Regions from separate parts of the Mus musculus genome. Here region 2 is linked to region 1. The links are chromatin loops, found by intact Hi-C in ENCODE. Cell type or tissue: heart. All regions are shown on one strand. Links, peaks and the distances in the headings refer to the core of each region. The heading gives the core; the rest is flanking DNA.

Region 1 (2,913 bases), core at 206-2,705:
ACATTTTTTTTTTCAAACTACTTCATTTACTAGATGAAATGTTTCTACAAAGAGAATTCCTCTTGCAGATTAGGTGTCTACTTTTTGCATTTCTATAGTTTTGCAGTGTTCCATCTGACTTAAATGACTTCAAATCTTCAAGGAGCAGAATCCTAGCTATCCTTTAATGAGCCCAGTACACCTCAAAGATGCCGTGCTGCCCTTCTGGCAGTCGGCCTCTCTAGTACATGTTTAACAGTCACTATTCTAACAGTGCTTACCTTACTGACTCATTTATCTATGGCCTCCATCACCAGAAATGGAACGCTTAGGAACAGGAGGAGCCTTAAGCCCAAGCATCTGAATCAAATGGTTGTTGGACAAATATTTTCAGGATGCATGAAGTATGAAAGAAATTGGGGTTTTATTTAAGAGATCATTTTCCTTAAATGGATCCATTATAATGCAGTTTACAAAGCAACTGGGAATGAAGAAATCATTACTGGAATGTGTTACCAGAACTAAAGGGTTCTATGGGAAGTAAAAGTTGAACCAGAAGTGTGTTACAAATGTATCCAGTTAAGTACTAACTGTGTTCAGCAAGAAGAGCTTGGGGTCTCAAAACTAGACAGAAGACATGATGAGAATTTGGAGGAGCTAGGGTCCTTCCTAAAGATTGCATCAGACCCTGCTTAGATGTAGATAGTAGCTTTCTAGCAATTGGGTAGGATTCAATTGTAAATCCTCTTGTCTCTGTACTCACACAGTGCCAGGGGTATTAAGCCCGAAGATGCCCGACAGAAGAACTTATTTTCAATGAAATAAGGGTTTAAAACAAGTCAAATCTCCTTTGAGAGCTGGAAAGATGGCTCAACAGTTAAAGGTCCTTGCTGTTCTTGCAGAGAACCGAGCTCGAATCCCAGCACCCACACAGTAACTTAAAACAGTCTAATTAGTTATAGGGATCCAAGGCCCTCTTATGGCCTCTGTGGGGCACAGATACACATGTAAACAAAACACCCATATACATAAAATATTTAGAAGAAAAAAAATTCCCTTTGGTATGTTCTGAAGGAAACAGGAGGGAAGGAGGCTTAGCATCTCTGGCTAGGGGCACAGCTTCCATTCAAATCTTCTGGAAAAGGAAGCAAAGGGTCTGACAAGAGCTAGACCATAGGGAAGGGTGAGCAAGAAGGGTCACAACCAGCTCATCTTAAGGAGGGCTTGTCCCCTGAGGATGTAGCCTGTATGGTTTCCATAGCAGCCAGAAATGAGTGCTTCAGAAGCAGGAAGAAAACAGGCCTAAATAAAAATGTAACACAGACTAAGGCAAAACAGTCAGTCATTAGAAGCATAAAGCATGAACGAGCATATACAATCGTATATACAGATGCCACATGGAGAGTATGTGACACTACTGCTGAGCAGGTCTAGGTTATGAGAAAATGAAAATGCCTGAAAGCAGACAGGGAATGGACAACAGGAGTGGCAGTGGTGGCACACACCTTTAATCCCAGCACTCGGGAGGCAGAGGGAGGTGGATTTCTGAGTTCGAAGCCAGCCTGGTCTACAAAGTGAGTTCCAGGACAGCCAGGGCTATACAGAGAAACCCTGTCTCGAAAAATCCAAAAGAAAAAAAATAGTTATGTACACTCTCACAGATTAAGAATTTGTGTTGGGGCTCGAGAGATACTTCAGAGGCTAAAAGCACTGGTCGTTCTTCCCAAGGACCCAGGTTCAATTCCCAGCATCCACATGGCAGCTCGCGACTGACTCAAGTTGCAAGGGACCCAACACCATCATACAGATATGCATGCCAGGAAAATACCAATGTACATACAATAAAAATAAGTAAGGCATATAAAAGTGCTTAAAAAAAAGAATTTGTGTCTGACCTGAGGATTAAACTCAGAAACCACGCATAATAGGCATTTGCTCTATCTATCATTACCAAGCTAACTTTGGCTCCGAAACCACAATTCTGCAAAAAAGTCAAAATAGGAAGTAGTGTGAAGCTGGGATGTGACAAGTCAGAAGGTGCGTGCCCTTCTGCAGGAGGTGATGGCCTCTGACAGCACAGGGCACCCATGCGTTGTGGTTACTAGGCACTGCCCATTTGGAACCTTCTCCACCTTGGGCAGGGCGTTGCTGTGGAGAGCTGCACTGTAAAGGCACAGCTACAACCCGCATTGGTCCCATATAAGCCCTGCAAGTCTGCATTGTAGCAGTAAGTCTGCTGGGACAAAGAGGAAGCACGGGTTCTGCGTAAAAGACCCATGAGTTCCCACAGCAGCGTGCCAGTCTCCCACTAGAGAGAAAGCGGGAGAAGGAGGAGGAGAAGAGATAGGTGGAGACCATGGAAAGAGTGAGAGAGACCAGGACGAGGCAGGGCAGCCCAGCATACCATGTCTCCTGACAGATGACTGTCTCCACTTCTGTCATTCCGAATCTGAACCCAAGTTTAATACGCCAGGGGAAGAGAGTTAAACAGATTGAAACCGTCCTGTGATTCTAGAGCCCTGCCACCCTGTACTCATCACTGTTTCCTATTTCAGCTAGTGGCTGGTATCAGCCAGCAACCAGAAAAGCATCCTTAAGGATGCTTAAGTCATCTTCATTCTTGTGTTCCATTAATTTTGCCTTAAACCATTTGAAATCAGTAGTTTAAAAAAACAAAGGATTCAGGACTGGGCATGGTGGTTACCAGAATCTGTTGGCAGAGGAATGAGGACTGGCCCCAAGTTCAAGGTCTATACTACAAGTTCCTGGGCAGCAACAAGACCCTCTCTCAAAAAAACCCAAAACAACAACAACAACAACAACAACAACAACAACAAAAACAAAAATAGTACTAAAGATGTAGCACTGTAGGTAGTAAATTTAAAGCGCGCACCTAACACGCATGAAGTTCTCCATTCAATGCCTAACACCCCA
Region 2 (2,913 bases), core at 106-2,605, 72 kb before region 1:
ATAAGAAGAAAGCTAGAAAAGAATGTGAAACCTTTCTCCTTAGGAGAAAAAAGAGCATGAATGTCTCATGAAATTTTTTATTATGCTTTGTTATAAATCAAAACTACCTCCACAGGATACAGAGATCTTTTCTGTCTCCCCAAGAAACAGTCAGTAAAGTTGTCATTACTCATTATTCCTTTCTTACAATGGATTTGTTTTGGGGGATGTGATACAAGTTTCTGCTTCAAGGTGGGTGTAGGGTCAAGAGCAGAGATTACTCACAGTGCCCGGCTCTGCTGAGTTACAAGAATAGCCTATTGTATTCCGCAGCCCCGGAGTCCTTATCTCTGCTTAAAGAGAACAGAAAATGTGCAACCTTGAAATACAGAGGCCCATTCACTTTTGTAGGTGAAACCAAAAGAGCCTTGTACTGTTTTAGAAATAAATGAAGTCCCAGTTGGCTAGCGGATACCAAGGGAAGACAACAGCCTATTGAAAGGTAAATTCATCCTTTGTACAAATAACCAAACTTGAATACCAAAACTAGTTCGGAACTCACACACCCATTTAAGATGACTCTAAGCTTGGTGTAGTATGTCTCATTCCTTCAGCTGAAAGGTCTAATTGTCTTTGAGACAGCCTATATCTATGATCCTAGAGCCCCGTGTTTTACGTTGTTTCCACTACAGTTCCCTCTCCAGACAGATCCACTCTTCCTGATTAGTGTAGCCTTCAATAAGAAAAGACAATCAATTCTCCGATTCATCACCTAGAATGAATCTCCTCTCTGGAGATTCTGGCTTTAATCATCTCCAGACCCTGCTCTTCCCCACGGCCCCGGCAGTCACAGCACTCCTTTGCTGCCGCATCTTTCCCTGTGGGTAACTTTGTGCTGGTTTGAACCTCTGGGAAAGTCAAATCTACAGGCATGCCTTTCCCCTTTAGAGACTGCCCCCAAAATAAATACAGAGATCTACTTTCCCTCTCAGCCTGCATTCCACAGGCTTTGCTTCTGTTTACACTCGGGAAACTGTTTCCGGGATTTGTCTGGAATAGGCCAGTGTTTGCTCCACGGTTTCAGTAGTCACCTTGTCTCCCTCACGTCAGATAGGCAGGTCAGTCTGGACTCTTAGGTTCTTGAGAGAGTGGAGTGGAAACTTGGCAGAGTACGTACCTGACCGTTGAAAAGAATTGAGACACACCAAACAAGGATGAAAGGGGAAAAGCTTAACGTATTCCACTGTGCCAGGTTAACCTTTGTTCATGGTTTGGCATGTGCCTTGTATGCCTTTCCTACTACGTATGAGGAGAGAAGGAAATGGGAGTGGTTCCAAGGCCAGCCAGGGCGACAATAAAGATAAACACCCGCACACGGCTCACAATTGGACTGTATAATGTGGCAGTGAATGGGGTCACTAGGGAAGAAGCGTGTGATGTCACAGCACAGGTGGGGATGCCAGGCCTTCAGAACGCGTTCATGGCTATGTCCATGGTGTACCCTCTGTCTTCTCTAAGTGCGCTGCCGATCTTTCTATGCCAGGCCTCCACCCCAGATCCCAAAGGCATTTCTTCACACAAACAAATCTCCCTCCTGGCAAGCCTTTGTTTTTACACAATAATTCCTCATGAGGTAGAAAACTAAAGAGGGGCTGGTCTCCTCCCTTTTCTTCTTGGGGTCGTCAGTTCTTTTTTGCTTTATTTTGTTTAATGTTTGTGAGTGTTTGCCTTTCATGCGTACATGCTCACTGTGACTGTGCCTGGTGCCTGCAGAGACCAGTAGAGGGTCCCCTGGAACTGTCTATATAGACAGTCCTGAACTACCATGTGGATGTTGGGAACCAAACTTGGGACCTCTTGCAAGAGCAGCAAGGGCTCTTACTTGCTGAGTTCTCTCTTCAGCTCCAAGTCACTTGTTCCTATTGGCCCTGCCAACTCCTTCACCTCTTGCCCTAAGAAACCCAAGAAAACCTAGGTGTAAAAGCAACTTAACTTTTATTCCCCTGTTATAGCTGTTGTCTGGGAGGCTTACTGCCTCCATCTGCTAATCTAGGCCTAGAATGGTTTCAGCCTCTGAGACTTGCTGCAGAGTAAGGTTCCCCTTTCTGGTTCTTTCTGAACTCTGGCTGGCTGGTTCAACTCAGCTGTTCTGGCTCAAACTCCCCTCCCAGCTGACTGATTTAAACTGGCTTCTCTCTTGGCCTTTGAATTGCCTCAAACTAACTTTTCTCATCATCTGTCTCCTTCTCATTCTCTGGTTCATTCTGTCTTTACCTGTGCCTAGCTTGTTCTCTGTAAAACTCTACCCTGCAAATCCGCCTCCTCCTCCCTCTCTGTACTGCGCCACTCCTCTCTCAACGCTACTGCTCTCCACCAACTCTACTGTATTCCTTCACTGTACTCTCTTCTTCCTCTACTGTCTCTCCCTTAAGTAGCTTCCTGTCTCGTGAAAGTCGGACCTACCTCCGCATTCTGTCAGATCTTTCTCTGATTCACTTTCAAACATGGGTGCTTCCTTCTACAAACTAGCTTGACTTTCATTGTTTGGGATCAAAGGTAAGTGCTAAGGGCTGAGCCACACCCTAACTAGAAACAGGTTCAAGTATCCTGTAACAGCCAGGGATCGGAGGAAGAAGAGTGTGAGAGGTTGATATTCTGAGCACTAGGCCAGAATTGGGTGGAAACAGGGAAGTGGAATCCAGCCAGAGAGCATACCTGGGCAGCCACAACAAAAGGGTGACATTAAAGACAGAACAGACAATTCTTGGGCTAAGGCTTAGGGAACACAGTGGATGAGGAGAAAAATCAGTTCCAAATGACTTAGGAACCCAGATGCCTCACCCTAGGTTTCCCACAAAAAGCAACAGCTGGGATAAGGCACGATGCTGCATATTAGATGGACAAATTGGTACAAATTGGGCTCCTTGTGTGTCA

Evidence for each region. Hi-C counts contacts between places; a loop is a spot of excess contacts. Peaks named below come from ENCODE experiments on the same cell type or tissue, not always from the same donor. Only the 100,000 strongest peaks of a DNase experiment are listed, where the experiment ranks them.
Region 2: a loop joins it to region 1, with 1.8 times the contacts of the local background. A loop is called at or near these places in 3 of 42 quality-filtered maps.

The regions. Positions count from the first base shown.
Region 1 is chr2:84,590,946-84,593,858 of GRCm38, forward strand. It overlaps a transcript of Ctnnd1 not described here. Among named protein-coding and RNA genes, the nearest start is that of Ctnnd1, 58 kb to the right of the region's middle. In heart, for the core only: no CTCF peak of the experiment used is centred there; no DNase peak of the experiment used is centred there.
Region 2 is chr2:84,518,618-84,521,530 of GRCm38, forward strand. No RefSeq gene overlaps it. Among named protein-coding and RNA genes, the nearest start is that of Gm13710, 13 kb to the left of the region's middle. RefSeq lists an enhancer at 1-2,186. In heart, for the core only: no CTCF peak of the experiment used is centred there; a DNase peak (open chromatin) is centred at 1,194; H3K4me3 peaks cover 1,052 bases; H3K27ac peaks cover 2,097 bases.